Regions from separate parts of the Mus musculus genome. Here region 2 is linked to region 1. The links are chromatin loops, found by intact Hi-C in ENCODE. Cell type or tissue: left cerebral cortex. All regions are shown on one strand. Each heading gives the region's core, and the rest is flanking DNA. Links, peaks and the distances in the headings are about the cores only. Region 1 overlaps Gm30052 (predicted gene, 30052). Region 2 holds the start of Adamts18 (a disintegrin-like and metallopeptidase (reprolysin type) with thrombospondin type 1 motif, 18).

The links. Hi-C counts contacts between places; a loop is a spot of excess contacts. Peaks named below come from ENCODE experiments on the same cell type or tissue, not always from the same donor. Only the 100,000 strongest peaks of a DNase experiment are listed, where the experiment ranks them.
Region 2: it touches region 1 in a loop (2.8-fold over the local background); 15 of 42 quality-filtered maps call a loop at or near these places.

The regions. Positions count from the first base shown.
Region 1 is chr8:113,658,113-113,673,977 of GRCm38, reverse strand. Gm30052 (predicted gene, 30052) reads left to right here. Exons shown (of 3, transcript NR_136914.1): 3 at 5,320-6,052. Among named protein-coding and RNA genes, the nearest start is that of Gm30052, 10 kb to the left of the region's middle. In left cerebral cortex, for the core only: a CTCF peak has its summit at 9,244 (motif pointing left); a DNase peak (open chromatin) is centred at 9,217.
Region 2 is chr8:113,836,504-113,852,368 of GRCm38, reverse strand. It overlaps Adamts18 (a disintegrin-like and metallopeptidase (reprolysin type) with thrombospondin type 1 motif, 18), which reads left to right and starts at 3,530. Exons shown (of 23, transcript NM_172466.3): 1 at 3,530-3,982; 2 at 4,085-4,175; 3 at 7,201-7,514. The coding sequence starts at 3,893. In left cerebral cortex, for the core only: no CTCF peak of the experiment used is centred there; DNase peaks (open chromatin) are centred at 3,615, 4,132 and 7,347; H3K4me3 peaks cover 1,328 bases; H3K27ac peaks cover 229 bases.

The DNA of each region.
Region 1 (15,865 bases), core at 4,894-12,893:
AAAACATCCATACACATTACTTGGCAACCTGGAGAATAGAGCAGTAGAGCAAGCAGGGCCAGGGAGGAGGTTATGCTGGGGAATTTTGTCCCATTTTACAGAGCACACACACACACACACACACACACAGACACACTAAGGCCCAGAGTGCTAGGAAGTCTGGCTGAAAGTCATACAATGGTAAAATCTTTGAGGTACACCTCATCTTTGAGTCTCTTCTACCTGAAGATGACAGAACTTAACCTCCAGGGGTCTGAGATGATCCAGGTAAAATGGTCAGGTCTTAGAGACCATCCTCTCGGAGCAGGGAGGGAGTACAGGAAAGACCTCAAACAAATCAGTGCTTAGGGCCTTTTCTGAGAGATTCTCTGGGCTCCATAGTCTAAGGAATGTGAACACACTTTCAGAGAAACAGCAGCCAACGTCCACATTCGTAGACTTCAATTCCCCTGAATCAATTAGGCTTAAGTGATGTTAAGGGTCTGACAGAGCCACAAAAGAAAGAACAATCTTTAACCTCAGAATTGAGGTTGATCCTGGGTACCATTGTGTCTGGCTTTATTTGCAGGCCCAGGTCTGGTTCTCATTGACTTTGTGGATTTAAATAAAATCCTCCACATAACTTGAATTAGAGTTTGTGTCAATGACATTTCTTTTATTATAGAATAAAAGAAAGAACGAAAGAAAGAGAAAGAAAGAAAGAGAGAGAGAGAGAGAGAGAGAGAGAGAAAGCAAGCAAGCAGCCAAATCCCTACAATCCAGGCCACTGATCTAGTGGCCACAGGCTGTCCCAATAATTGAAGAGAGTATTTCCCTCCCCCGCCCCTCCCCCACCCCCCGTAAAAAAAAATTGAGGGTGACATCACTGTGGGCAATGCCACTCATGGGCTTAGATCCAGCCCCATTTACAGAGCCAGATGGGTCTGAGCAGTTCTCATGCCCTGCTAGTGTTTGTCGGGGTGAAGTCCTTAATGCAAACCATATAGGACCCAGACAGCTACTACAGGGTAGTCAGTCGGTGACAAATGGTGGGACTGCTTTGGAGTCAAAGCAGGGTTTGTGTGCCATTTATCTAGAACAAAACCACATGCCATGCTGGGTGAGAACCCGGCAGCCCACGCGGCTCTGACTCCTTTGCTCTCTAGATGAAGATAGGAATGTGCAGGGCTTGGTGGGACAGGTGATTCTCAGCAAATCAAGGTCAAGTTCACAGCACAGGCAGAATGTGAGGCCAGACTCTCCGGTTTCCAGGCCACTGCTCTCGCTTGGCTCAGCTACTCAGAGGCAATGAAAAGCTTCTGGTTCCAAGTTTTTATTTCTATTTGGGTGAGAAAAATAGGATAGGATTCTAACGAACAGGCTGCCCAGGGGATCGGGGGTGGGAACAGCACTGGGATCAGGAATGAATCGAGAAAGCACAGCTTTAGATTTCATGCTAAGGTCATCATAGCACACACACCGAATCGTGTGTGTCTTCCCCACAGGGCTCTGGGTAACCCTCCATCGGCTGGTTGGTCTTGTTCGTACTAATGAGGCAGCCACTGTCAGCAACCACATCTTTTTCTCGAACCCGATGCTAGAGTTAACTAAGGAAACACTAGATGGAGTAGAAAGAACGACATCGCAGTTGAAAAGACCCTCAGTAAGCCGGGGGCGTGGTGGCGCACGCCTTTAATCCCAGCACTCGGGAGGCAGAGGCAGGCGGATTTCTGAGTTCGCGGCCAGCCTGGTCTACAGAGTGAGTTCCAGGACAGCCAGGGCTACACAGAGAAACCCTGTCTCGAAACCGCCCCCCCCCCGCAAAAAAAAAGAAAAAAGAAAAAAAAGAAAAGACCCTCAGGAGATCAGCTTGTTCCGAGGAATGATTCATGGGAAGGAGGGTTCCTGATACAGAAGGAAAGAGAGCCGATGGTGAAATGGAAAAGGCTGGTGTTACCCAAATATAAAAGGACCCTGAGGCAAGACATAGCAGAGGCTTGACTGCCATAATTGTAATATACATTAGCGTTTCCAGGAGAAAAGAAAAGATTCAGATCTTTCCAGACTGGTCCTTTCTCATAGAACTCATCGGTGGTGGAAGCGGGACTCAACTCTTCAGATGGTAACCATAAAACCAGATCCCTTCCTCTCTCTTGTTGTCAGACTTCCCAAAGCTGTGTCTCTCCTCGACTTGCCAAAAAGCAGTCAGGCTGGTACTAAAGGCAGCGTATTGTCTAGTGGGACACCCAAGGTGACACTCTTCTACATGTCTACAGATTTAAAAAAAAAAAAAATGAGGTCTTAATGGAGGACTTCCTTGGTCTAGAGGTGGATAAAGAACAAAAATTAAAAAACAAATGAGAGCTTCAGAGCTGCCTCACCGGTCTGTCAGAGGACCAAAGTTCAGATGTCAAAGTTCAGAGGTCAAAGTTCAGATGTCAAAGTTCAGATGTCAAAACTCACATCTGAAGGCTCACACATGTATGTAACTACTTCTCCCATGGTATCCGATGCCTCCTCCTGGCTTCTCTGGACACCTACATACATATCTACATATCTACCCTTACACACACACACACACACACACACTCACACACACACACTCACACACACACACTCACACACACACACACACTCACACACACACACACACACACACACATACACTCACAAGAAAAAAAAAACTTTGAAGAAAAAAAATTAAGGCCAAAGGATTGTCATTTTCTATAGCTAGCCTGAGTTATAAAAAAGTGTCAATCCACTGAGGACTACACAACAAGACCCTGTCTCAAAATCAAAACTTCAGCCACAAGCATAAAACAAACAAACCTTAGAAGCCAGAACAAAAGGGGCAAATGAAGTCGTGAAACCACATGGGAGTTCTATTTTTCTACTGTGGAGCTAACTAGTGCCTACTCTTCCAAAAAAAAAAAAAGCTACTATGACAAAAAAAAAAATCAATAACTGAGCTTGGTGCTTTCCTTGTCGAAACTGTCCAACTGGAGCCAAAGGTCAGACTATCTTCACACCTCTGATCAAGCAGCTCTGTGGATCCCACAATCCCACAGCCACACTGGACATGCATTAGTCAAGCCAACCTCTCCTAGAGACTTCCCTTCAAAGCCTGAGAGAGAGCCCATCCCAGTCATTTGGAAGGCATTAGCTCAGCCCTCCCACACTTCCATTGTCTTTAAAAATGTCTGTCTTGACATCACAGGAACCCCATCTCCTGGGATTTCAAATTGCTTACCAGCCTTGGCCTTAATTCGCTTTCCTGTCTCGCAATAGAAAAACCCTTGCAAGTATGGGTCCACGGTACTGGACTTCAGCTGCACCTGTTACAAGAGTCAAGGTGTTAGCATCACCAACATCATCATCGTGAGCATCACCATCACCATTTCTGTGCTAATTGCTGGCTTTAATCAATATCAGCTATGTCAGTGACCTATTACTACTTGGGGCGGCTGTTCTGATTGGTGATATTTTATCGATAAGAAAACATGGCCCAGAAAGACTAACCTAGATCTTTCATCTATTAACTTAAGCAGATAGGAGTTTGATCACGAGTAATCCCAATGGATAAAATAGCACGTTGGAGGCAGCATGATACATCAATGCACTTAAGTGTGAGAGAGTTCTCCTCTGCTGTCAGGAGCCGCTGAGTTGAGGATTACCATCCCTGGAAGATGAAGGGACAGAATCTCATATTCAAAACCCAAGAGATCTTATACTGCAGAGCGGCAGGCGTGAATCTAGAACGAAGGCCCGTTTGTCCTCTAAACCCAAACTAGTTTGGCTCTAGTATGGGGCTCTCTCTGTCCGGGCCACAGTCTCCTCGTTCACGAATGCAGGTAATAACAACACCGCTCTCAAAACTGACTACAGTGGAGATCAAAGAAGACTGTGGTCTGTGAAAGATCTCATAAGCCAGGTGATGATACTGGTTGCCTGTTTCATCTTGGTCTATGCAAACCTGCTTCGAGGAAGGAGTCTTGTCTTGGAGGGGTGCCATCTGCTGTCTGGGTTCATGCGCTGGCTGGACAGCAGATTCACTCACCTAATTTTTTAGGGTCTTGTAAAAGGTATGAGGTAATTTGTCTTTGTTAGTGAAAGATTTAGTGATGAATTCACCCTGTGGTATAATTAGCCCCAGGCCTGTCTGTCCCAAAGGGGATTCCCCCACCCCACCCCCGCCCCCTTCCTATCTTACCAAAACACAGGCAACCTGGATCTGAGGGCTATGTCATTCTGCAGAGTCCAGGCTAATCTAGCAGAAATGCTTTGAGTCAACAAGTCCTTACTCCTACCCACCTCTGAGAGCCTGCGCTTTTCCTCAAAGCTAAACAAAAGAGTACCTCCTGCCAACATTAAGGCTGAGCGAATGACATAAACTCCCTGTCTTGTCTTAAGAACTTTTAAGAACTGCTTAAATTCTTGATCTGTGTTCTGCTGTTGCTTCCTCAGTTTCGGGGTGGTGTGGGGGAGGAAAGCATAAAACAAAGGGGTGCACTTAGGAAGCAGGAGGCACTTGTACCCATCCTTGCCCAGGGGATATGCCTTTACTTGATTTTCTAAAGAGACTGAGCGTAAGGCTAGGGGCTTGCCAGCTTCAGAGAGAGAGAGAGAGAGAGAGAGAGGGAGAGAGAGAGAGAGAGAGAGAAAGAGAGAGAAGAAGGAAGGAAGGAAGGAAGGAAGGAAGGAAGGAAGGAAGGGGGAAGAAAAAGGAAGGAAGGAAGGAGGGAAGAGAGAGAGAAAGGAAGGAAGGAAGGAAGGAAGGAAGGAAGGAAGGAAGGAAGGAAGGAAGAAGAAAGGAAGAAAGAAAGGGGGAAGAAAAAGGAAGGAAGGAAGGAGGGAAGAGAGAGAGAGAGAAAGAGAGAGAAAGAGAGAAGCCAGGCAGTAGTGACACATGCCTTTAATCCCAGTACTTGGGAGGCAGAGGCAGGCGAATTTCTGAGTTCGAGGCCAGCCTGGTCTACAAAGTGAGTTCCAGGATAGTCAGGACTATATAGAGAAACCCTGTCTTGAAAAACCAAAGAGAAAAAAAAGAAAAAAAGTAAGAAGGAAGGAAGGAAGGAAGGAAGGAAGGAAGGAAAGAAAGAAAGGGAGGAAAAAAGAAAGAAAGAAAACAGAAGGGCTTGCTTGAGGGAGTCTGTACCTTCCTTTTCAAACCCTGTTTCATCCCTAACCACTGAGCAACTAAAACTGTAAGGAGCACTTGCTGTCCCATCCCAACTGCTTAGATCATCTGGCTATCAAATGACCTTGGGCCAGCCGAACGACCTCCATCCTTGACTTTGCCAAAACATTGATTTTTTTTTTTTCCCCTTCTCATCTCTTCAGAAGTAAAACATCCTTTGCCTAATTGTTGGCGATTAAGAGGAGGGAAAAACTTCCATGGCAACCGAGCTGGCAGGGACAGCCAGAGAGGGCTTTGAAAGGTTCTGCCTTCTCGGGTTCAAGTCCACGCAATGAGTCAAGTACTGAGATCCGTCATAATGATTCTTGCGGTCGCTCATCTCAGTGCTCACGAAGGGAACCAAATTCAATCTTTGCAGATGGTCAGTTTTGCAAGCAGAATCTTCCCTTTACTCCCATTCAGAGATTCAGAGATGATAGGACCCAGGACCCAGTAAGTACCATAGTCATGCTGGTGACCAAATTCCCGGGAATGAAGAAAGTCTGGATTTACTCCCTGGAGGATCCAAGTAAGGATGCTTCAGATGTGCAAAGACAAACCCCACCGTCTAAATTGTACTGTAAATATTGTCATACTGGACTCGCATCCGCCATCCAAAGCCCTTCATGATCCACGTATAAGCATAATGCAGACCTCTGAGTCAGCCAAGTATGCCGGCGGGCACAGAGTGGTCTAGCTTTAAGAGAGTTCTTCCCTGACATGCCTTCTCCTGTGATTCCTTCCCTGATTCTCTGGTACCACATTTTGAGTACGTCTCTGAGTAGACAGCTATGTTCTCCCACTTCCTCTCCTTCAACCCTCTCAACCCTTTATCCCTCAAAACCTCGCTTCTTGAAGTCACTTTGAGTTGACTATAATGGGGGAGGGGAGAGCTTGTTTAAGAAAAAAAAAAAGTAGCAATTTAAATGAGATGGCCACAAGATGTTACAGCACCTATCATTGGAAGATGGAGTTGATTTCATCATTGTTCAGACCTGCCTTGAACCCTGGAAACTGTTTCTACAACCAGGTTCCCCAAAAGTCTTCAAGCACCCCTCCCCGCCTCCTTTGGCCTCTTGAACTGCTGGAGTGTGACCGCAGTATAAAGAAGTTCTGTCTACCCCATTTTAAGGCTGAAGTACCAAAGGATTCCTGCCCTAGCTACCAGAAACCAGAGGCCACCTGGACCACCCACACACAGAAGAACCACTTTATAGGTGACAGTAGACAGCTCAAGAGGAGAGACACCTGGCTGAGCCCATTCCAGGCTGGGAATCTTGAGCTAATACCATCATGGCTCCCCACAGCAACTCTGACCTCTTGTTAGGTAAGCCACAGATTTCCTGGGCGTGCGGTAAAGTTTACAGATATATGGCCATTCTCGGGTACTTTTGTGCTTGAGATGGCAAACGGTTCCCATGAGAAAATCCTTTCACCCCTGTGCTCCTCGTCCTACTAATTCCCACTGACGACTGTTAGAGTTTGCAGGCAGCCATTGGAGTGGACAAGGCTCCTCTGCCGTCTTCACCAGACCAAAGCAATGCACACTTTAATGACAGTAGCTGAGCTTTGGTTAATTGCAGGCTGCTCTGAAACCACTTACTTAATTAAGCTGTTCCCAGTTCGGGGCTCAGGCCGTGCTTTGGTGGGAATTTGCAATGCTGTCTTTTAGTTCCAGGAGCCGCATAGTTCGTCCATTACTCTTGTTTTGTTTTGTTCAAATAAACTCCACTAAATTTAATTGGTCTGAGGAATTTTCCCTTCTTAACACCATTCAGGCCTCAAATTGGACACCGTTCCTCTGGGAATCGTCTCTGGCTCCCTCCCCCTCCCAACCCCTTGCCCCCTCCTCCACCATTCTCAGCTCCCCACACACACACTCCTCACCCCCACCCCTCATCCCTGTGAAAGCGCTTTCTCACGGCCCCCCTCCCTGTTTTGTTCCCATTCCTCTGTAACATGCCATGTGTCTCCCACCCGGAGGCCATACTGTCAGCTCTCCTCACCAGACCAAATGTGTGGTAAAGCGGGGGCCGGTGTCCATCATGACCATTACTGTGTTCCCAGAATGCAGCTCAGCGCAGGCCAATGGTGAAAGATTCCCTGTTAGCTGTGCTGGCTATCAGCCCGCCAAGGCTCCCCCAATCCTCTTGTCAGGACACCAGTTTGATGATGGGCTCCTACTATGGATGTAAGGCAGTGAGTGGTCCTCAATCTCCCTAACGCTGCATCCCCACGCTGTGATGACTCCCCCCCACACAACTCTAAAACGATCCCATTGCTAATTTATAACTGTAATCTTGCTACTGTTACAAATCGTAATGATGATATCTGATATGCAGGGTATCTGATGTGTGACCCCCACACACACACCTTGGGGGTCATGATCTACCACGTTGAGAACCGTTGACATATTGGATCTGCTCTGCCTCTGTGTACATAGGTCTGTATCGGATCAAACCTTCCCCTGCGTATTGGAGTAGGGGGTGCAAGGTGCCATCCCCCCCCCCCCCCAGCAATCACCCCTCCGCTGCCTACAGTGTTGAGAACAGCTGCAGTCTTATGTTCCACCAGCTCAGGAGGCCCCAGAGCCTCAGCCTGCTGCTCTTCTGACACATTTCCCATTGCCAAAACAAATTTCCAAAAGACTGCAACTGAAGCTTAGCACTAACAGTGGTCTGACCACTGCGGAGCAGATCGCATCGGCAGCTTAGAACCCGACGCCTTGATTAAGGCCATGTGGAACTCACACTGACTTACTAAGTAGCTTCATTTTGCCAATTTACACGGGCCTTGTCGCCAGCAACAGCCTGCATGAAGAAGAGACTTACATCCACTGCCATCTCACCTCAACCTGAGGATGTGTTAACACTGTAAGCAACAACCACAGCCAATTTATTTCTCTGTGCTTTAAAATGTAAATAACTGAGCCTTTTATACATTGTTTTCTTTTTAAACTGTGCTATGCAAGGCTCCTGAGAATTTCATCTAGCCGGAATTCCACATTTCATTCGACTTTACTAGAACTTGCCTTTAGTATAAAAATTTTTGTTCAGCACTTGGGAAAGGTTTTTAGAAAAGAAAAACACATTACAAGCGACACTAAATTCCTTTCAGATAACTGAACATTCTCTCATGTTGTAAGGGAAGCTAGAGTTATAGAACAAATATGGGCTTGGGTACCAGGCAAATGGGAGATTAGATTTTTTTTTGATGTTTTATGATGCTGGGGATCCAACCCAGGGACTCACACCTGCTATGCAAACACACCAAGCCCCCAGCTCAGCTCGAAGACTGAATCTTCTGTTCTGTTCTGTGTATAGTTTTATTTAAAACAAACCAACCAACCAAACAACAAACAAACGTGCCTAAGAGATAACATCAAAACTCAACTTATCAAAGTGTGAGGAGCTGAAGATATATTCCTGATGGTCTCAATTGATATACCTACATCAACTTGGATCAATGCAAGCTCATTTGATGCAATATCAGTAGCCATGGTAGCAGGAACAGAGGAAGGCCGCATGGGATTGGTCCTAGTTCATTGTTTCTTGGTTCCTATGGAGACAACGCTGGCTCAACTTTTACCCTCAGTGCTCACAGCTTGGGGAGCTGAGTTGCTCACTAAGGGTGTGTACTGTTCCTGCAGAAGGCCCAAGTTTGGTTCCCAGCAGCCATAGCAGGAAGTTTGTAAATGTCTATACCTCCACTTCTAGGTGTCTAATGTTCTCTTCTGTCCTCCACAAACACCTGTACTTATGTGCACGTACCCAAGCGTAGACCTAGGCACACAATTAAAAATGAAACGAATTTTAGATAGAAACAAGTATTTAATGCAAAAGCTTTCGATGTATGGTGTCTCTGTCTCTCTCCCTGTCTCTGTGTCTGTCTCTCTGCTGCCCCACCCCCAACCCCCACCCCTTGGCAACTTTTAGCACGCACATGTGGAATAGTAACTCTGCTGTTGAAAGCCACAAACACAAGGATAACACAAGACCTGCTAAAACAGCTCTTCTACACCCAACAGTGGAGTCTTGGTGCCCTCTGCTGTTCTCTCAGCATAGTGCGTGCCATCCTGTGTTATTTAGAGGGAGTTGGTGCATCTCTGGACAGAAGCTGCCATCTGCTGGGTACAGTTACCCTTAGGAACATCCAGGGTGTTTGATGTTGCAGACTGGAAACCTCCAGGGATGGGTCTATGTGACCCATATCTCCAAACCAGTCTGGAAGGTGAGCTTCTAATGGCCACAGAGTTTCCTTCCAGCAAGGGAGCAGCTCTTTCCTCAGAAAACCAGTCACAAGTCCTTCTCATGGTTATAGCAGCAGTAACAACTGCAGGGGAGAGGAGACTCCACTTGAGAGCTGTCTTAAAGCTGTACAGCTCTGGGGAGCATCTTTCACCCATGCTAGGGCAGGCTTTTCAATGATGCAGCTGCCTTAAGGCCCCCCCCGCCCCCTGCTTGCTAAGTGAACCTAGTAAATGCACTACTTTACTCCAGTGGGCTTGGGTGTAGTCTCGTCTACTGACATCGTTCTATCCCGAATGAGGAGATGTTTGTCTATGTGCCCCCAGGAAAAGTCAAAGAACATTGCCACCTGTATACCGGGTAACTTTTCTGTTCATAGTTCTTTGAAACACCTTTCTGAGGCATATAGGAAGTTATGAAGGCTCAGTGTTATGAATGATGTTGTCACTGTAGAAAGGATAAGAGGGAATTTTAACCAAAAACTATTTTCTTACATGTTATCTACTACACATTAGAGCAAATATATATATATATATATATATATATATATATATATATATACACATATATACACACGCATATATATGTGTGTATATACACACACACACATATACACACACATACACACACACACATATATATATTCACATGTATGTAACAGCAGTTGAAAAAGAGGCCATGATTTGGGAGGAAGTAGAGGAGACAAATATGGCAGGGAATGAGGGAGAAGAAGAGAGAGGAAATAATATAATTATACTTTAATTAAAATTTTTAAATGGAGAAAGCAAAAGCAATTGGACATGCATGCTAGAGTATATAACGGTAGTTAGCATTTCTATTGGCAGGATAAACCACCATGACCAAAAGCAACTTGTGGAGGAGGGAGTTTACTTTGTCTTACAATACCCAGGCCATAACTCTGTTCCTGAGAGAAATCATGGCAAGAACTCAAGGCTAGAACTGGGGGGCGGGAAGCTGATGCAGAAACTGTGGGGGAACGCTGCTTACTGGCTTGCTTTTTAGAGCTTGCTTAGTTTGGCTTCTTATACATCTCAAGGCCACCTGCCCAGGTGTGGCACTGCCCACAGTGAACTGGACTCTCCCATAGCAGTCATTAATCATAAGATTGCTCCACAGGCATGACCACAGGCCAATCTGGTAGGGCCGTTTGCTAAACTGAAAGGGTTTGGATTTTTTTTTTTTTCTCTCTGTGAAGAACTGACTGGGGACACAGATAGATACACTTGTCAAAATTTAAACATCATAAGAGCGTATACAGGTATCCAAACACCACGTGCCATGCCATGCCATGCCATCATTTGTATAAGTTTTATGTGTTGATTTAAAAAAATCGTAAGAGGCCAGGTATTAAGGGGTACACCTAATACCTTAGCACTTCAAGAGGCTGAAATAGGGGGATTACTATAAATTCAAGGCCAGCTTGCACTAAATAACACATGCCAGGCTAGCTGGGGATATGTAAAGTCATCCAAAGGCCAAAAGTCTCATCCTGAGACCAGCAGGACTAGGACTGCTTCTACCCTGCTCCGGGCCTGCGTGTCCTGGTACACCATAGCCTTATGGCTGCCAACTCTGCCACCCCTGAGGCAGTCATGTAGCCGGGTGTGCAGATTACAGGTTAGACTTCCTCTCTCCCTATAAGGACATGGCCCGAAAGCTCCTGGAATTCCTCTTCATGCAAAGGAAGCATTCCCAGGATCTTGACACCAGCAATGTACACTCACCCCCAAAACCCCTACCCACTCCCTAAAAACTCTCTCCTGCCCCGCACTCATGCCAGGCAAGATCCTGCCTAACTCACCCACCCATCCACCCACCCACCCAGCTAAGTTTCCCTCCTTCCAGTCCAGCCCAGTGCTCAATGATGTCTGGATATCCCAAGGGGAAATGGCAGGGCTATATAGAAAGACCTTGTCTCAAATAAAACAAACAAATAATAAATTGTAAGATGTCCAGAGTACCTTATCCAAAGTAAGCACAAATAAAAACCCGTTTTACCTTGGGAGATTTGGAGGTGGGCGGCTGGGATCCAGGTGAGCAGGGAGAAGTGGGGGTGGCGAGGGGGAGGTGACAGGCAGCACTACAAAGGCATGCTTGCACAAGACTGGTGGGAAGGCCTGGTTGCCTGGAACAAGGACTTGGGGCTTAACCTTGTGGTCCGTAGGAAATCGTCAGTGTAATGAAGTGGTATCAGTTAATTATTTCTGACCACATTGTGGATGATGAATGGACATTTGATGGGACTAGAGTCAGAGTGAGAACTTAGATGCTTGGAGAAGCCAGACACGTGGCAAGGACAGTCAGGGAAGATGGTGGCAGTCAGAGGAAGATGACCAGAAGGTGGGCGTGAGAGGCCAACTCAGCAGGCAGGAGGGGGTGGTCATGTGATTAAGTAAAATGGGAACTTTAATTAAAATGTAAATTCCTGCCTTTTCGACGTGAAGCAAGAGAACTGGGACAGAAAGACAGACAGGAGAACCTTGTGGCCTCTTGAAAGGCCAAGCTTCCAGAAATCCACTCAAATGCAGCTCTACACCAGCCAAGCAGGAAGGCCAATGGAAAGACAGTCATTTGTGGGACCTTCTGGAAGAGAGCCTTTGGTGTCTTAAAAGTCATTCATGTCACAAAGCCACCGACCCATCTTGGAAGTTGAAATGGATGCTGTAGAGTTTGCTAAACCCTGCCAGCCATGCTCCATCTCCTGGCTAGTTTCACAGCGTGGCTAGCTCTAGCCCATTCTCATAACTGTTTCCCAATTTTGCTCTGATCCAAAGCAATCATCCAAAGCCTAGAGGTTTATAAACAATTGAAATCAGTTAAAGATCATCCTCTACTCCCATGGGATGGTACAGGATGCATAGCTTTTAGACCCAGGTGGATCCCGCTGGCTTTCTCCATTCTGTTACTGGTGTTAGATAAAAGATAAAAATCTCTCCGGAATTCAGTTTTCTCGGTTATAAAAAAGAAAAATGGGGACCGAGTGGTTGTTGGTACTGTGACAGAAGGCATCGAGATGAACATAAAAAGCTGGATCCCTCCTCCCCCAGTTAGGTGCTTCGTATAAGAATATAAGAAAACAGAGCATGCCCAGAACAGCCTACTACCCCTTCACACCGGTACACAGCTGCAGTCTATGTATACCATCAGGGAACTCACAAACACTTAGATAATCCTCCACAGATCTGCTAAGGGGCTTGTTTCCATGACAACTTTAGAATCTGTCCTCAAGCTCCCAGTAGAGATTGGCCATCATAAAGATCTTGGGGTCAATTCCTCTGAAAAGGAAGAAGGCAGAACTTGGGGGAAGGCTTCAATGAAGGCAGCAGCCAACCCAAGCTCCTAGGCCGTTTTGAAGATGCGATTTCTCCAAACTCAGCCAAGGACATGGGGTCTATGTCCCACCTCAAGGTTTCCTTTATACTGTCAAGACAGCAGTGGGTGCCAAGACAGCAGTGGGTGCGAGCTGCCCAAGGAAAAGCAAAGGATTTTAAACCAGCTCAATATAATACTGCATTTCAAAAGTGGGATGGGATGGCATAGTGCAGTGTCCACTACCTGCTGGGATTGTGGAAGGAATGTGTGGGTGCCTCAGCACACAGTTTCTGTTGAGTGTTGGAGGGCACTTGGATTAGCAATGGACTCTCCCAGGCTAGCTGCTGGTGACTTCAACTAGAAGCCATACAAAGCATGCACGCCTGGATGGAATGCACTCTGGTGGCTTCTGCTGAGTTCATGACACATGAAGATATGGAAACAGGGTTCAGAAGAATCCACAACAATGGAGAAGATCAATAGATTGAGACTCTCATGACATTGTAGCTGTGGAACTTCTGGAAGTATCTAGCCTTCTCAGACCTCCATTTCCTCCATTTCCTCATGGGAAAAAGAAGCCCATTTTGTGAATAGTCAACTCAGAGTGAGTCTATCTGTATCCTATGAAATGCTCAAGCAGAGATAAACCAGCAGTATACAGTGTCTTCATCCCGAATATTAGAATTCTATCAGTGTGTCTTAGTTAGGATTTTATTGCTGTGAAGAGACACCATGACCACAGCAACTCTTATAAAGAAAAACATCTAACTGGGAATGGTTTACAGGTCAGAGATTCAGTTCATTATTGTCATTGGGGGAAAACATGGTGGCATACAGGCAGGCATGGTGCTAGAGGAGCTGAGAGCGCTACATCTTAATCCACAGGCAGAGGGAGACTGTGTGCCACACTGGCCATAGCTTGAACACAGGAAACCTCAATCCCCACCCCCAACTTGACATCCAAGGCCACACCTCCTTCAACAAGGCCATACCTCCTAATAGTGCAACTCCCTATCAGCCAAGCATTCAAACACATGAATCTATGGGGGCCATACATTCTCAAACCAAAATACAGTATATACACAGATGGTTAAATATGGTTATAAAGGGAAGCTGGGGAGATGGATCGGGCAGGAGAGGTCTTGATATACAAGCATGAAGACCCAAGTTTACTACTCCTATAAAAAGCTAGGTAGGATGGTATACGCTGGTGATTTTAATTCTAGGAAGGCAAAGGCAAGAGGATCCCTGGTGCTTGCTGGTCAGCTAGCTTAGCCTAATGGGTGAGCCTCAGGTCCCAGGAAGAGCTTCAAAGACCAACATGCTGAGAAACAGCATCGAGGTCAACCTCTGACCTCTGACTTCCCCGGGTCATGCACCTGTCTACATATACGCACATAGAGGAACACACACATACACAAATAAATGAATGTTTGATGTCATTTAAGCACTATATCTCCTTCACAGAAATGCCCATGTTTTCATCACACACGGTGAGTCTTTAAGACTTGTGTGAGTTATTCACGTTTATCCCACGATAGGATCAGTTCTGACCTGTGTTCACAGTTCCCACAGACTCATCCTCATTTCTGAATGACTCTTGACAACCTAAGGCTATGGCTTCTATTCAGCCTTCGTAAGTACAGGAAATACTGACGTCCACATCAGTCCTTGTTAACCCCCCTCATTTTATTCTAGATTATTACTTTCAAGAAACTCATTTTTAAAACAATTCATTAAAAAGAATGCTATTGCCAAATATGGCTACCTAAAGTGAATCATCTTTGGAGGTAGAGCACAAAAAATAAATAGAAGGAAAATAAATCAAATAAATTACATTCTAAAAAAATTAACTGCTTCCTTAAAGCTTTATATAAAGGGGGATATTCAAAACTTAAAGTTGTGTTTCAGGCATCTTAGCCCAAAAATGCAGATTTATTTCTTAACATTTTGAAAGGAGAATAACAACCTACCTAGATGATTTAGGTATCATCTGGCCCACACAGAGCATCATGACATTTGTCCCACACTGATCTAAGTTACGCACACAGAAATTATATTGCTGGGGTGTGGTGAAACAGCTAATCCTTTAATCCCAGCACCCATCATGCAGACGCCACTGGATCTTGAGGCCAGAATGCTCTACACAGCAAGTTCTAGGCCCACTAGGGATGCACAGTGAGCACCTTATTTAGAAAAAGAGTCCCATTTGACAGATGCATACGTTTATAACTGGGATTAGGTTGAGACACAGATATGCCCATGACTCACACCAAAGTACTTTTTAATTCCTTTTTGGGGAGAAAGTCTGCATTGCAGATGTATCAGTTGGGTTTGGGGACCCCCACAGTTCTCTAGTCTCTGCATTTTGATCAAAATGCATGAGCAAAACCTTCACAATGTGCTTGCATAAACGAGACCTGCACACTGACAACACCAGCTGACATACCAATGTGCATTGGGGGGGGGGGGCGACATTCCACATGGTCACACACTTAGATGAAGAGTCATAGGTGGTCAACCACGTCAGAGAGAAAGAGATAGTTTCCTCCAGGCAGGGATGAGTTTCCACATATGATGTCCAATACAGATGAGCAATGCTAAATGGACTGAGTATGTTCAGCATCGTACATGCATACATACATAAACACAAAGATACACATGAATGTGTGTATACATGTAACAGCAATCATTAAAAAATTTTTAGGGGGCAGAAGGGAATGGGAGGTTATGGAATCTATATTACAGATACTGTATATTATATACACAGTGCTCATTAAATAATACTTTTTAATAGAGGCAAAGGAAACTGACATTTCACATACCTCTCCTGAAACTATTATTTCAGTCTCTGGTTTACAGTTGAGGTGAAGATTCTAGATGTAAATAATTTTTCTTGGATCTCACTTTGGTTTTTGAGACATGTTTATGGAATGTGTTTCCGAACAGTTCTTTACTGGCCCTCGGCCTAAGATGTCATCTGCCAAGTAGCCAGTTCTTCCTCTCACAGGAAACCTGTCCCTATGTATAGCTCAGCATGGACTCAGGCTTTCAATCTCCTGCCTCAGCTTTCCAGGAGATGACATTACATGTATGTGCCACCATGCCTACTCTCTTGAACTGCACTTTT
Region 2 (15,865 bases), core at 3,523-11,522, 180 kb before region 1:
CCAGGGTGTGCTGGAAAATAGTTTGCTCTATGGGAAGGATATATGCACCTTTATAGATCTGGGATAATGGGCAGTATAAACAGCGAATATGGTTTATCGTATTTCTTGACCTGGATGGGAGGAGATATATTACCAAAGACATATTGCTTTACAGAATAAGAAGGGTAAGTTTATGTCACTAAATATAAAACCAACACCTAGACTTTACCATTGATTTTAAAGCAGAGGTGATAAGGAAGAAAATTAAATATTTTTTCTGTATGTCAAATGTTTCTGTTTTCCATTTCTTTGCTTTTAGCTCTTATTCCATATTTGAATATCATCTGCATGCCACATTCTGGGCTAAGACCGAAAAACATGTATTGGCTTCTTATGAACTTTAATGGTTATTACAGTGTTTTAGATTATAGTTTGAAAATCACCTAAACTTTGCAAAATATTTCCAAATGACCTAGAAATGCTACAGAATCCCCATCTTCAAGGCTAGATGCTCTGCTGACGACTCTCTGTCGCCATCTAGAGGTAGTCCACACATATTGCAGGCCCAGTTCTTAGGAAATTCAGTGTCTAAAGTCATCCAAGAAGGTAGGGCTTTGCAAATGTTCGTTTATCCACTCTGCAGGAGAGACTGGAAACTTTCACCTTTACATGAAAACAATTGGAATTTTGACTGTTATATTTACAGTGTTACAAGAAATGAGTCTCAACCAGAAAGACATGGAGGCAGAAGAACCACCTACATTAAGAGGCCAAGGACCTCATTGGACGAGTACCCGATGACTTCATGTTGATAGAGAAGCGATTAAGATTAGGAACGACACTTTGCATTTATGTCCTCGCCTGGGCAAGACCTTCCTCACCTTCACCCTGGGAACATCTGGATGTCTGTCCTAACTGTGTATATATGGTGATTAATATTGACGGACAGTTTGGCAGGATCTAGAATCACCTAGAGGTGAGCCTCTGGGCATGTCTATGTGGCCGTTAGCAATCTAGAAGATTGAGCTAACTGTTGAGGTGAAAACCTCACTCTAAATATGGTTGGCATCAGGCCACATGTGGGTGGAATCTCAAGTTGAAAAAAAGGAGATAGTGCCTTCAATATGGGTATTGCTTCCTTTCTGTGGACACAACGTAACCAGCTGCCTATCTCTCCTGATAGCATGAAAGGTATCCCTTCTAACTATGAGCTAATACAAACCCTCCCTCTCTTATGTTGCTTTATCCTCGGATACTTTGTACTTTGTCACAGTCCTGAGAAAAGGAGCTGATTTGGAGTGGTACTGGTATGTAGTTGGTGAAGCCAGAGGGAGACTGCTAAATACTGGATGGTTACAATGCACAGGGAGTCCCCATCACAAAGAGTTGTCCATGTCCAAATGTAGTAGTGCTTAGACTGACACTTAACATAGACTATGTAATTTAGAGCTGTTTCCTTGGATTCTACCCTTGAACTTAGTCACTGAGGGGACCTGGAGTGATGTGGATAATTCTTGTTGCAAACTCATCTTAGTCTGTGGAAGAACATTAGCCAAGGACACAGTTATTATGCGCTGATTGTGGGTAGACCCTTCGCCCCTCCAGTTTCCTTTTGAGTTTCCTTGGTGCTGTGATTGGCAGCATCCTTGACAACAGTCCTTCTTTCCTGTTTAGCCTGTTGGTTAGTCACATGGTGGGGTAAATTTTTACTGCATGTCTTTGATGTCTAATTTCCTTTAGTATCCAGTTCTTCCGTGAAGCTACCCAAGGCGTTAAGTCACCCCATGTCATAATCTGCCGGATGCTCATGTCTGGATCCTAGACTCAATGGATCCTGGTTCAGCATTGCAGGCATGATGCACATGTAAGTTTCGCTTAACATATTATACAAAGAAATTCCCTCCGTTCGTACTTTCAAAGCCTACTTATGAAATGCATAGAAAAATAGACTTAGTTCTTACAATAACCTTTAGATCTATCATGATGGTTCCTGTTTAACATTTTGTAGGACAGGGGCCCTGGGAAACCCCAGTGGTTACAGAACCAGATGTTTCTCACTTTGAAGCCACGCCTTACCCTTCCAGCAGACATGTGCCACATTCTGCCTCTACAGCCCACGTTTAGCATCCACTCACTGTTGCATCAGTGAACAAGGCTGTGTATACTGAGCAATCACTTCTAAGACTGGCATGGACCTCATTTAGCTGGTATTCAGGGAACTGAGCAGGGCTGTCTCCTGTTACCACGCTTGGGTGTAAGATCTATCATGGCACACTCTAATGCTGGCAATAGTAGCGTAACTTTCTCCTCCATGACTTGCCTCGGTACCCCTGACCTGTCTACATAATCAACAAGCTTCCTTTTGGCTGATTTTTGGAGCTGATATATTCCCTACCTACACACAACACACATTCACTGAAATCTAATTGCTTTCCTGCATCCACCATACCTGCAGGAGATTTGTCTCCTGCCAATACCTTTCTCACCTAGCCACTACATGGTTTTGTTTCTGACCTGTTTAACACTTCCTTCATAGCCATGACAACAAACACCACCACCACCACCACCAACAACAACAACAACACCCTTTCCTACTTCAAGCTCTTCATGTAGACCTAATTTGGGGGCTTCCCCCTTCCCCAGTGGCATCTATAAGAGATGTCTCATGTCTGACAAGTTTTCTCCCTGCCTCCCTCCCTCCTCTCTCACAACTTCAACCTTTCTGGCTTAAGAGCCCCTTTGTGATCCTTACAGATACTTGCAATCACAGATTTCTATTACTGTTTTACTGTGGCTCAGCTACCCAATGAAGGTCTTGTTCCTCTGGCCTATGAAAGGCTATATTTTCTTCCTCACTACAAACTGTAGAGATCATAAGAATCAATTAAATGCATTGAGGAAATGGCTAGCCATACAGAATAGGAGGTACCGCATGCCCACCACAAAGCTGTTTCTTAGGACTAATACAAAGGGGTTTGGGTGTCTGGGGACAAGATTCAACTTGTTAAAAAGAAAGCATGGAAAAAACCATCTCAGAGAAGGGGTGTGGGGGAGGGTTCACACACCGGAGACAGTGACTACTTATTCACTGCCCACTGTCTATTCTTCAACTGCTCTGGATGGGATAGTTGCTGGTGGGATTCTGGGCAGCAGGGAGATCTTGAGTTCGCAAGAGCTTCAGGTCGTACATCTTTTCATCAAAGGTTCAGGGTTCCCACCTGGTCAGGGCAGGGGCAAGGATGTGGCACAAGAAAGAGAGCTGCAGAAAGTTTCCAGCAAGCCTTGGGTTTCTTCACCCTGTCACCAGAAGACACGTCTGAAAGTAACGCCTCTTACCTGCGCCTCCAGCGTCCAGGCTCATCTCTCTGTGCGCCTGAGCTAGGATCCCAAGGCGGACCCTGAGAGCTGCCCTCCCTCTCCTGGCGGTGTGTCCGTCCCTCCCTCCCCTTGACTCCCACCCGGCCTCCCCGCCCCCTCTGTTCCCTCCCTCGGAGCCCAGGCCTAGAAATCCCACGCCCTTTACTGCACAGGAGCTCGGACGAACCCGGGGAAACCTCCGGTCGCCAATCACGGAGCGGAGGAGAGGCGGGCGCTCGGCTCTAGCGCGCTGGGGGAGCCAGCTGGCTGCTCTGTGCGAGCCGCACACAATCACTCTGATACCGACAAGCGCCCAGACCCGCGAGCATCACCAACAGAGTTTCATAGCCACAGGCGCTGCAGACCGGGCTCTGGCAGAGCTCCCTACACCCCGAAGCACCTCAGGCCCGCGAGGCTAGAGCAGGGAGGAGGCTCGCAGGCTCTCGTGCTGCCATGTGAGCGGCGGCGGCCACTCGCACCTGGCGCCACACCTGGGGCTCCGCTGCCCGCGGGGGACAATGCGCGCCTGCCACAGTCACCGCGTCCGCACCTGACCATGGAGTGCGCCCTCCTGTGCTTGTGCGCCCTCCGGGCCGCAGGTCCCGGGCCGCCGTGGGGGCCCGCGGGACTGGGGCGTCTGGCCAAGGCAGGTGCCACCACCGAGGGGCGCGCCGCACAGCGGGGACGAGGGAGGCGCCCGCCCCGCGACGCTGCTCACGCGGCGGTGTCACCCTTTTCTTTCTTGCAGGCACTCCAGCTGTGCTGCTTCTGCTGTGCTTCGGTGGCCGTCGCCTTAGCCAGTGACAGCGGCAGCAGCGGTGGCAGCGGATTAAATGATGGTTCGTATTTACCCTCTCTCTGGGTACTCCACCATCCCACAAGGGTTTCCCCTTGCACTTTGGTCCCCTTTGTGTTAGCGTGAGATGTGGTAGGTTAAGGAGCATCTCCTAACCTGGCAGGTGTGTGCTGTCTGAGCAAAAGGCTCCCTGGTTAGAAAGAGGGAAGCGCAGCAAGGTCCTGTGAGCTTATCAGAAAATCAGTGCCTCAAGCTACGAGTCACAGAGATGAGAAAATAATTTCCCTCTTTCACAGATGGCTTGTTAAGAAAAATAAATCCGAACTTAAGTAAGAAATTAGAGAGGAAGTGGGCACCGGGTGGGGAATTGATAAAAGGCTCCTTCGTTTCCTTCCTCCGCTGGGAAAGCCACAGATTGAGGCTGAGAGGGGTGAGTGTCTCCCCTCCCCCACTCCACCCGTGTTTTCCTTACTGCTGGTTTCCCACTGAATACTCTCTCTTCAGTGACATCGCCTCACGGATGCCCAAAAGATGTCTTCTTTTGGGGGAACACCCTGTCGCAAGGTGCTTTAAGTCCCCCCCCTTTTTTTTTCTGTCTTCCAGCTTCAAAGATCTAGCACACGCTTCGGTTTTCTCATTTATTAACTCCACAGAACTCATAGAGAGAGAAAAACCCTTGTTCTCAGTGTCTCCCACTAGCAGCAAGAGGACAATTGATGTTTGCCCAGGGCTCTTTAGCAAGACCTTACAGGCCACCATGGCTTTCTGGGGATTCTAAATTTTTCATCTTTGTAGAATTGAGTCCTCTTGTCCTGGTGCAAGGGCTGACTCTGGGACTGAAAGCCACTAGAATTATGTGTAAAAGCTTCCAGAGATTGGATGTTTGGAGAATAGGAGACCCAGAAATGAACTGGACCAGCCAGAGTCTATAGTTTCTAAAACTTCCTTCCTGTTCCACCAGGATCTAATGGCTGGGGAGCTCTTCTGTCCCAGGCGTGGCCCGAAAGTACTTCTGTATTTTGTTTTTGGAGGCAGAGTCTCATGTAATCTAGCTTTGGAAAAGATGACCTTGGCCTTAGGGTCCACCTCCTTATTGCATGCCCAACACACCTGGTTTATGTAGTGATGAGGATTGAACCCAGGGCCTCATGCATGTCTGACAAGAACTCTGCTTACTAAGCTATATTTCCCAGCCCCTGAAAGGACCATAAGTAGCTAGCAGAGCACAGCACATTGGTTCCCCCACCCCCACCCCCCAACCTCTCGGTGCTCCCTCTCCAAGACAGGACTGAATGTAACCAACAGCCTGTATGTTCCTCTCTTGGAAACAAACTTGTAGCAGGTGTCTGGGGTAGGTAGGGGGTGAGGGGTCTAGATGATTGGCTAACACGCCTACATGGTCTTCCAAGTAAGAGCAGGTGCAATCTCAGATGGCCGTGCACAAGGAGGTAAGAAACACACACTGTAGAAACCGGAAACACACACTGTAGAAACCGCACATATGTTGGAAAAGGTTATTATGTAGTTAGGTATGACTGGTAGATAGAGAAAATGGGTTTTCCCTTTTTAAAAAAAAAAGCGAGGAAAGAAAGACGGCTTTAATCAAAAGCTACATACCTGCAGAACAACATATCAGAAATTTTTGAGAACTAAGATGTGTGCTGCTCAGTTTTAAGGGAAAGAGAAGGGAAACACATTTTTTCCTTTTATTTTCTGAAGAATATGTCAATGATAGGGTGTTTCTAGTTTCAAGGAGAGAAGGAGAAAATGAAAGAACCATAAAAGAGCTGGCCACACCTTAAAAGTCACAAATGGTCCTGTTGGGTGTCTTTACTAATTAAGCCCAATTAGAATTGTGTATTGTGTATCGATCTCTACACACCCGAGACTCCCTGATTCCTTAGCATCTTCTGTTTTTATTTCATTGTTGTTGACTGTTCAAGGAAGGGAATCCCCCTCCCCCCCCTTTCTCTTCTGCAAGCCAAGGACCCAAGTGACTCAAACATGCCTCTTAGTTGTTCGGAATCTTTCTAAACACTTTACAAATTAGTTTCCCATTCTGTGCCTAGAAAGTGGAAGTTTTTTTTTTTTTTTTTTTTTTTTTTTTTTTTTAATTCACACTGGGCATGCTCCACATCATCTTCTGGGACGATGCTTTTCAATTCCAATGTTTTGTGAAAGAAAGCAGCATACTGACTTTGCTCTTTCCTATAGCAAATTGTTTCCTCGCTGCCCAGCTTCCCCTAACCCCCCCACCCCGCCCCTGTACACACCCCCAGATCACACAGCAATTAGTGCTGTTCAGGGGAGCCAGGGGGAAGGCATTTTTAAACATGCCTTTCCAGGTGTCCCTGATCTGCCACGCCCCCTCCAACAAGTCTGAGCAGTTCCAAACATCAGCCTCTATCTGGATGCTTCTGATGGTTTGGAGGCATGTTTTTTGCCGAGGTTGTATTTTAGGCCTGGGATTAAACAGGAGAGTCCCCGGTGGAGGCTTCTTGAAACACTAAGGGAGATCCAAATGCTGGCGTGAGTAGCTGGGTGCCCCTTGTTAATGAGCCAAGGGGATAATCAGAAACAGCATATTTTATGAGTCATTCACAATTTAAACTCCATCAGGAAAGTTTCTAAGTTGGACCTAAACAAGGCTATCAATCAAATCCATCCTTTATACTGATTTTTTTTATCAACAATAATAAGTTACATATGATTACATATGGCTAATATATGAAGAGCCCCTGTATTTCCTTTCAGACTGAGAATTGACCCTTCACCCAAATATCTTTGAGATTTATCAAAGTTGCACTTAGCTTTTGGTTTTTGTAGGGTTTATTTATTTTTTAATGCTAGGCAAGTTCTGGGCCCCTGAGCCCCAATCCCAGCTATAGCATAAGCTGGCAGAGCCCGATGGCTCAGAATGCAGTGAGCCAGCCTCTCTGAATTCTCTTCACTGTTAGGTGCATGGAACAAGGTTTTTTGTGAGCTTCGGGGCAAGCTGCTGGAAAGTGGCCCTTTTGGCATCTTGGGCTCTGGGTGCTGACAGCTAATTTTTTGTTTTCCCATTACAGATTACGTCTTTGTCGTGCCAGTAGAAGTGGACTCGGGCGGGTCATATATTTCACACGACATTTTGCACCACAGGAAAAGGCGATCGGCACACGGTGCCAGCAACTCCCTGCACTACCGAGTTTCAGCATTTGGACAGGATCTACATTTAGAGCTTAAGCCCTCGGCGATCTTGAGCAGTCACTTTAGAGTCCAAGTACTTGGAAAGGACGGTGCTTCAGAGACTCGGGAGCCTGAGGTACCGCAGTGTTTGTATCAGGGATTTATCAGAAATGACAGCTCGTCCTCTGTGGCTGTGTCTACGTGTGCCGGCTTGGTGAGTCTGCCCTGCTCTAATGGAACTCGTTCTTTCGTGTTTTGTATAACTTGAATGAACAGATGTCCAGCGCATTAAGCTCCCTCTAGCCAACTCCACACATTCACACTGTCAGCTCTGATACGTATAATATTACAGATAATTATAAATTAGATTAATTGAATTAATCTAATCTGGTCTCTGGGAGCAGAAAAAAGAAAGAAAAATGAAAAGCAAAGAAAATATAATAGAACTTTAATGAGCATTTAGAACATTCTTTTGATGTTTAATGGCCTGGGCCCTTTCATTCCCCATGTTTGAGACGATCCCCAAGGAAATTAATTTGATGGATGCCATTCGCTTTGCAACGTCTTGGGAGACCAGGCATTCTACAAATCTAACCGGCTACATGCATCTCTGTTGCTTTGAAAGGGGAAAACTGCATTTTAATCTAGAATTGTGTTCAGCAGCCAGAGTTAGCCTACCTTCAACATGATGGAATTAAGGGGAGGGGTTTTTCTTTGTTTTTGTTTTGAAATTCTGTTGGTGGTGTAGTAGTTACAGAAGGAATCCTCTTAAAATAGGAGAGGATGTGTGGTACTGGCAGGGTGAAGCATGGCACCCTTGGAGGCAAGAAGTTTAAAAGCCCTTGGGACTCGAGCCTGATTTCCTTTCCATATAGTCTTTCTGTGTCAAACACCAGGCTGAGAATATCCACGTAAATGATATTCAGAATCCAATCAAGTAGACAAGGCAGTAAATGACATCCTAGGCTCTCATTTCATGTTGCAATGGAGAAATGTCTCAGACTGACAGCAGAGTTGGGATTGGAGACACGTGATGATCATGCTGTGGCATGGGCGGAAGGAAGAAAATTTGAGAGAGCCCAATTGGGAATTAGCTGGGGATGTACACATGGGATACAGCTTGGCTAAGCGAGAGGGGTGGCTTCGGGGGTGGGTTGGTGTAAATGAAGGTTCCCATATTCTCAAGGGTTAAGTTTTTTTTTTTTTTTTTTTTTTTTTTTTTTTAGTTACAACTTTTTTATTCCTCACATATTGCCCTGAAATCCAGCCAAAACCCTAACCACAGCCATGGTATTCTTTAGCGTGTTTAAATGACAAAATAAAACGAGTTAGCAATACCCAGCTAATCTCAATTCAATTGAATGATGACTGTCTCAAAGATTCCCTGGGTGTTATGACATGCTTACACACACATGTACACGCACATGCATGGACATATCTTAGTGTTCATCCTTTGTTTGTGTCTGTGTGTCTGTGTGTGGTTGTGTGTGTGTGTGTGTGTGTGTGTGTGTGTGTTGAGTCTTCTGCTGGGTTTTGGCTTTCCTCCTTGTGTTTCCCACCCTCTGCCTATTCCAATTTCCAAAAGTCTTCCAGGGTTACTCCCTCCACCACAGAGCCTTAAACCATCTCATTCCAAACACTCACAATGAACAGTTGCAGACCCTGATTCTCATTATCAAACCAGTACCAGCTAGTAGGGTTCTGCGTGTGCCTTAGTTTTCTCATCCCTAAAACCAGGACTATTGCTGATGAGTTAGCTCAGTAGGTAAGGATGCTTGCTCTCAAGCCCCATTGACTTAGGCTCAATCCCCTGGGACACACATGGTGGGAGGAAAGAGCTAGCTCCTCTGACCTCTGCATGCATGCTGTGGCACACTCAAACCCACACACATACATAAGGTATACAAAATAGATAGAAGTGTTAAATGTACTAAAAGTAGAAGTAACCGGGGAGATCTCATCCCAGGCTTCCAAGTCTCTATGTCTTCTCATTCTTACAAAATGTAGCCTCTCCGTGTTCAACACTCAGGAATTCTGCTCCTTGGGAGGGGTAGGAAGTCGGATTTGCTAATTCCAGAGTAGATATCAGGTTATCTTTTCTAGGGAAGAGGTTCATTTTTGAACTAAGGACAAATTACCATCTAAGGCAGAAGAATGAAAAGGTTAAAATTTCTCCAGAAATAATTGACCCAGGGTCTGCCTTGTGGAAGGCACAGGTTGTCCCTTCTCTGCAACAAGCCGGTGTACGTACTTAGTTATCGAGACATCACTGGGCCTTGCTTTGCTCTCTTGAGTGGTGTGAGATGACCTCTAAGATTTTTACAATTTCCAGACATCTGACTCTAGTGATCTAATTTGGTCACCTCCATAGAGTCTATTTGTTAAGAGGTAGAGAAGAACCAAACTTATTTGTCCTGAGTTTGCTACTATCCTTTTCCCATTCCTCCATAAAACACCTAGGAAACACAGCAGACCAGTAAGAAGCAAAGTAAGAGAGAATGGAACTCTCACTAGCAAGTGGTAACCCTGATCCATATTAATTTTGTAACCTTGTGTTGAAGGGTAATATCTGCATATAAACGTTAAAATGCACATACAGGAAGATGTAAAAAAAGTAATGGTATAACTTGATTAATGTTCACAAAGTCCATGCCCATATATATGAGCCTAGATTAAACAGACATTATTAATGCCCCAAGAAGGGCACTCAGTTGTTCCTTCCTTCCTGTCCACCATTGCCCTAATGGAATTTGTGGTTTATTTATGCTTATTGAAAATTGTTGCTTAAGTATGAGGATCCCAGGATGGTTTTGTTTGTATAATTGTTTGTTGTTCTTGTGTTCTCACGCCCCTGGGTATGTGCTTAAGAGTCAAGTCGCTGTGCTCCTGGGGTAGGCATAGGTCAAGCTTTGGCAGATGCTGTGAATCAGGTGTCCAAAATGGCTACACCAGTGTGCACTTCAACCAATAGTATGTGCGAGCGCTCTGGACACTCCCTCTTCTCACCAACACTTGATGCTATCTGCCTTTTCCATAGCACTCATTTTACAGATGTGAATTGGGTACCACACTGTGGCCTACATCTTCCTGATGGTTAATGGGGGGGGGGGTGAAGTACTACTTCCAAGCTTATTGGACATTCATGTGCCTTCTTTAATCATATCTCTACTATATACAGACAAGATACAGAATATGTCTTTGCAACTTAAAGAGCAGTGTGTGCTTCTTTCTCAGGCAATAGAAACAAGGCTTCTAAGCAGAACACCTTGATAATAGTGTCATATTATCAAGAGGGAGCCTCATAACCCCCCTAAGGTTAACTGAGAGTTACAGTGATGGATTCAGAACATTATAGATGTTCCAAAAGTTCAGCCAATGGACTGGTGTCACTTATCAGAGTGACTCCTCAAAATGTTGACGTGCCAGAAAGAAGATACATGTTGTTCTTCATCCATGAATGCAGACACTAACAAGACGCGGATGGCACTGTGAGATGAGATATCTTCACGTAAAGTTTCTATCTTGGGATTTCTTTAAGAGTGGGGCCAGACCATTGCCTTCGGGATTGCTTTAGATGGGGTAGCCATCTCTCTGTGAGTCACAGAAGGTATTAGGGAAGCAATCAGGCACCTTTAAATGATCTGGCAAAATGCCATCAGAGCAGCCCGCTCCTACCTAGCCTACTAGAGAAGCCTCAGAAGAAAATCTGAAGAGCAGTAAAGTCATAGTTGTGAAATACACGTATTTTTCTTGTAGGCAGGGAGGTAGGCGTGCACACTCCAGCTGGAATGTTTTCTAGCAGGGGATTTCCCTGAACAGTTCGAAATTACCCGGTGTTTAAAATATTTCTAATACTTTTTTTTTTTTTTGAATGTACACTTACCATCCCAAGCTGACACAGAACTCACTTTTAGGAGTTCAATGGGTCGGTCATTCCTTACTTGCAATCATTTCCAGAACGGGAGCAAATGAATCTTGCCTGCCATTAACTGTGCATGCCACTCTTGGCTTTTAATACCAAAGGACTGTTCTGGGTCACCACTGCCCATTTTGCCCAGTGACCTTAAACTCGGTGAGTGTATTGGAATTGCAGCCTTTGTCACAGAATCATGGGGTTACATAGTAAGCGAGTCATTTGCTGCCTGCCATATCTGTCCTTTCTCCTCTATGAAGCCTCCTCTATCTGCCCTCTCCAGTGCCGAGGAAGATCATGACTACCAGCAAGCCCAGGCTGCTGGAAGAACTCACTTTGCTGTCACACTATAACCAGCTCTGGGATCTCACCCGTGTTCCTTAATTCTATTTTGTGTCAGTCTTTGCCTTTCTTCGAAGGTTTTAATGTTTTAAAACATTCCACCTTCAGGATCCTTAAAAAAAATATATATATAAGTGACTGTAGAGTATGACCCACTTGGTTAGCTTTGTCTTATGTGCTAAAAATTTGGACCCCTTTCCATAAAACTGGAATTTGGGCCCAGGCATGTATATGTTTTCTGAATAATTTTGCTGTGTTTTAGTATTTGGGAACTAGTAAACTGTGAACACTTTTGTTTGGGAATGAATGGGGAAGCCACCTTGGTTCCTTCATCCAATGGGGGATTATTGCTTCTCTCATAGCAGATACTTTTCTGAGCACATCCGGTAAAGGTGTGAACGAGGAGGACACTGACGCCATTAACACACCCTGTTAGGCATGTCTAGCCTTTTTATTAAAAACAAGATTTATTTTTATTTTGTGTGTATTGAGTTAGTACCTGTGTGAGTATGGTGTCCAAGTTGGCCAGTAGAGCCTGTTGGATCTCTTAGAACAGGAGTCACAGGCAGTCATGAGCTATCACTTGGGTGTTAGGAACCAAAGCAAAGTCTTCTACAATACTAGCAAGTATTCTTTTTTTTTTTCCAATTTTTTTTCCAATTTTTATTAGGTATTTACTTCATTTACATTTCAGTTCTTAACAGTCGCATGTTGCTAAGCCATCTCTCCAGGCTAATGTCTAATGTTTTGAATCTGTAACAGGACATCATTCATCTACAAAGCCCATGCTTTGCCATGTAATCCAGTTTTACACACACACACACACACACACACACACACACACACACACACACACACCACTCACACACACACACTCACACACACTCACAAAACAACCTTTTTTTTTTTTTTTTTTTTTTTTAAGGTAAGCTTAGGGTTCATAGCTCTGCTCAGCTACCTATAGCCCCCGGACTGTGGATTAGACACACCTGGAGGAGAAACAGCAACAGGCTCTTAGATGTAGAAATTCCCATCTTAACTCGTCACTAAGCTGTGGCTCATCAGAGCTCAGGAACAAAGAGCCCACAAGCTATAGCTTCAGAAAAGGGAGAGGCTGGGCAAGGTGGTACCAGACAGCACCCCTCAGCCCTGCAGTGTGTACCAGCATGTCCGTGAGTCAGAGAGTCCTACATCACTGACAGATGTCTAATTCTGTTTAAATCTAGACTTTTCTCCAACGCGTTTTGTCATGGGTATTTTTTCCCCCTCTGCAGTTTCATCTAGACAAGACAGCCATGGAAACTGTGCCTTTCCCCCAATTTTGTACTGAAATTTTTGTCCAGTTCTGCATGAAAATCACCTCTAGGGACAAGAGCTTCATGGTCACTAGGCTTAAAGAAAGGTAGGCACCCAGGCTATCCGCAGATGCCTCACGGAGCTGAGGAAGGCCTGGAAGTTCTGATAACGTTGCCTCTAGTTCTTGAGTGCTGGGATGGCTTCAGCTTCACTTCTGTCTGGTTTTATGTAGTGTTGGCGATTAAGCTCGACTCTGTGAGTGCTAGCCCGGCACTCTATCAAAAGATCTACATCCCAGGCCATTTCTGCTGTGTGAGAACCAGTGAGTGCCATGTGCCTGTGCCCAGACTTCCTATGTAACTGAGGCTGACCTTGAAGTTCTGGTCCTCTTGTCTATATCTCCGGAGGTGTGCCACCACATCTGGTTTTCTGTGGTACTAAGGATTGAACCCAGGACTTTGTGTGAGCTAAGAATTCTATCAAGTAAGCTATGCCCCCTGGCCATTCCATATCTTTAAACACACTTAACATGCATTTTGAATCTCTAAATGATGAAATCGGTACTGGCCTGACCAATATATCTGATTTAAAATTGTACTTCTGACTGAAATATAATTGCAGAAGAACAATTGCTAGGCCTAAGATAATATGCCTTTTCTTTGTACCTGACCTCTGATGGCAATGTGTTTATTCTACTTGGAGATAATAGACTTTTGCTTAATGAACTCAGTCTAGACTAGGCTCTGTTCTTTACATGTCTAGTAAGTGAAAACACACACACACACACACACACACACACACACACACACACTGACCTCGTGTGTCTGTTCAGCTAGCTCTACAGTGCACGGACGGGTCTGCTGACTTTTGATAATCTCTGCAGAGTCTAGCTGACCACAAGGGAAGGCTGCTTTGCCATTTGTTGCTGAATCTTCTGTCTGGTGTTGGCTCATGGTCTCCACTCCCAACTGTATTCCAGGCTCCAGCAGAGTGGTTACAACAACCAAGGCTGCCTCAAGGATCTCTTCCAGCCTGGATCCCCTGTGCGCCATCCAACTTTGTCGCTTGCTTCCTTTGGCTTCTCTTTCCTTTGTCTGCTCCATGGACAGCTGCCCTGATGTCACATGTGTCTTTTCTTCAGGGGTGGCCTTTGCAGCCTGGGACTGCTACAGTGACCATTCTCAGGAGAACCTTGGTCCCTGCAAGGAGCTTTTGAAGCGCTTGGATATGAATAAGCGGCTGAAAGCTTTGATGCCTCCTTTTCAAAAGTATTTTATAACTCCGAAAGCTGTCACCGAGTTGTCTTATTGCTAGTCACTGCCTGCCAAGTTATCTTTAGAAAGCCGATTTCCATTCATAAAAGGGCTGAAGTTAAATGCCCCTAGCCGGTGTTTCTGCTGTTTTGCAGGGCCTTGCTGGCTAGCAGGGGTTGTTGAATTACATCTACCCACTTGGAACTTCATGGTCACTTGAGAGGATCATGTGAAATTACAGATTAGACTGGGTTGTATTTGCATGTTTCTTAAATACAGGCTGACCCAAATCAAAGATGTTTTTCTTAGGCTATTATTCAATTCATCAAGGGTAAAAAGACCCTTTTATTTTCTTGGCTTTTCTCCTCTGTGTTCTCCTAAGACATGATTTGTGAATAGAATTATTTGCTTTTATCAATGCTCCGAGCAAAAGGCCAAACCAAATTAAAAGAAAAAATTCTTTTTTCCAAAGACCAAAGCTCTTGCGGGGCAGTGGGGGGTTGAGTAGGACTCTAGAGTAGCTAAGATAAGCCTGAGGAGTCTCCCATGAGAGTCGGAAGGGCCCAGCCTCCCTCTGTATTGCCTGCCTGTCATAATAAAGCCATTAAGCACCATTCCTTCTGGATAATTCTGCGGGCCATACTTGACTCCAGGGCCCTTGCTGGGGGCATCCTGGACACCCTGAGCTTGCTTCCTGGAGCCTCAGGTTTTTCATCTGTTCAGTAGAAATGGCAGCTGGCAGAGGGTGAGGAAGACGGTGCTAAGTGCTGAACTTGTCACACAGTAGCTGCTCCCGCTGGATTGTTGACTTTGAACTAGGAGGTGGTCTGGGCAGGAAATGGCCATTGAACTCTTCCCCCACCCCACCCCACCCCCAAATCCTGAAGCCTTTCCAGGCAGGCCTGTCAGAACAGGAAAAGAATCGCTTTGGTGTTGGCAACCCTCTTGCTGTAAAAGTTAGGAATCTTGCAGGGAAAGGAAACATTGTATCAAGGAAGAAAGAATAAAAGAAGGAAGCCGATGGGGGGGGTGGGGGGATCAGCACACAGACCACAGTTCAGATCTGTGTCTTCAGACTCTGAAGATCCAGCTCTTCCCGTGGCGACCTGCACAGCCAGGCACATCACTCCCTCACTGTGAGCTTGTACTCCACTGTAAGCTGATAGGACCTCACCAGCCGCCTCATGGATCTTTGGTGGCAAGAAAGACCCTGTAGGGATGCTCAAGATGGTGCCCCCTGCAGGATCAAATTCCCTAACTTAAATATCAGATTTGTTAAGATCCCAGGCTTTCTTAAGGGCTAGCGTGGCACCACAGTTTCAGAACAGAAGTTGAAAGTTACCAGTCAGCACCCACTACAGCTGTTTTTTGAGACTGTCTGCTTTATTAAAACACAGACAGCCAAGTTTTACCAAGAGTTGGCAGATTAGTCAGAAGTAGGACTTGAGCCTCTGTATTGACTTTTCCAAGTCTTTGGGGGGGGGGGGGCGGGAGAAAAGATTTATCACTTTAGATCTTAAATGCTGGCTGGCACTTAGTATAAAACACAAATTGCTTGCCCTGTTTCCTTTCAATAGTACAGGTGCAAGCGCCTTTGTGAATGAATGTTTACACCAATATTATTACTATTAAGTGATTATTAGAACAAGTGGTGTATAGCTTGGGACTACAGTGTTCAGGACATTTGATCTCATTCTCTCTCTCTCTCTCTCTCTCTCTCTCTCTCTCTCTATATATATATATATATATATATATATATAT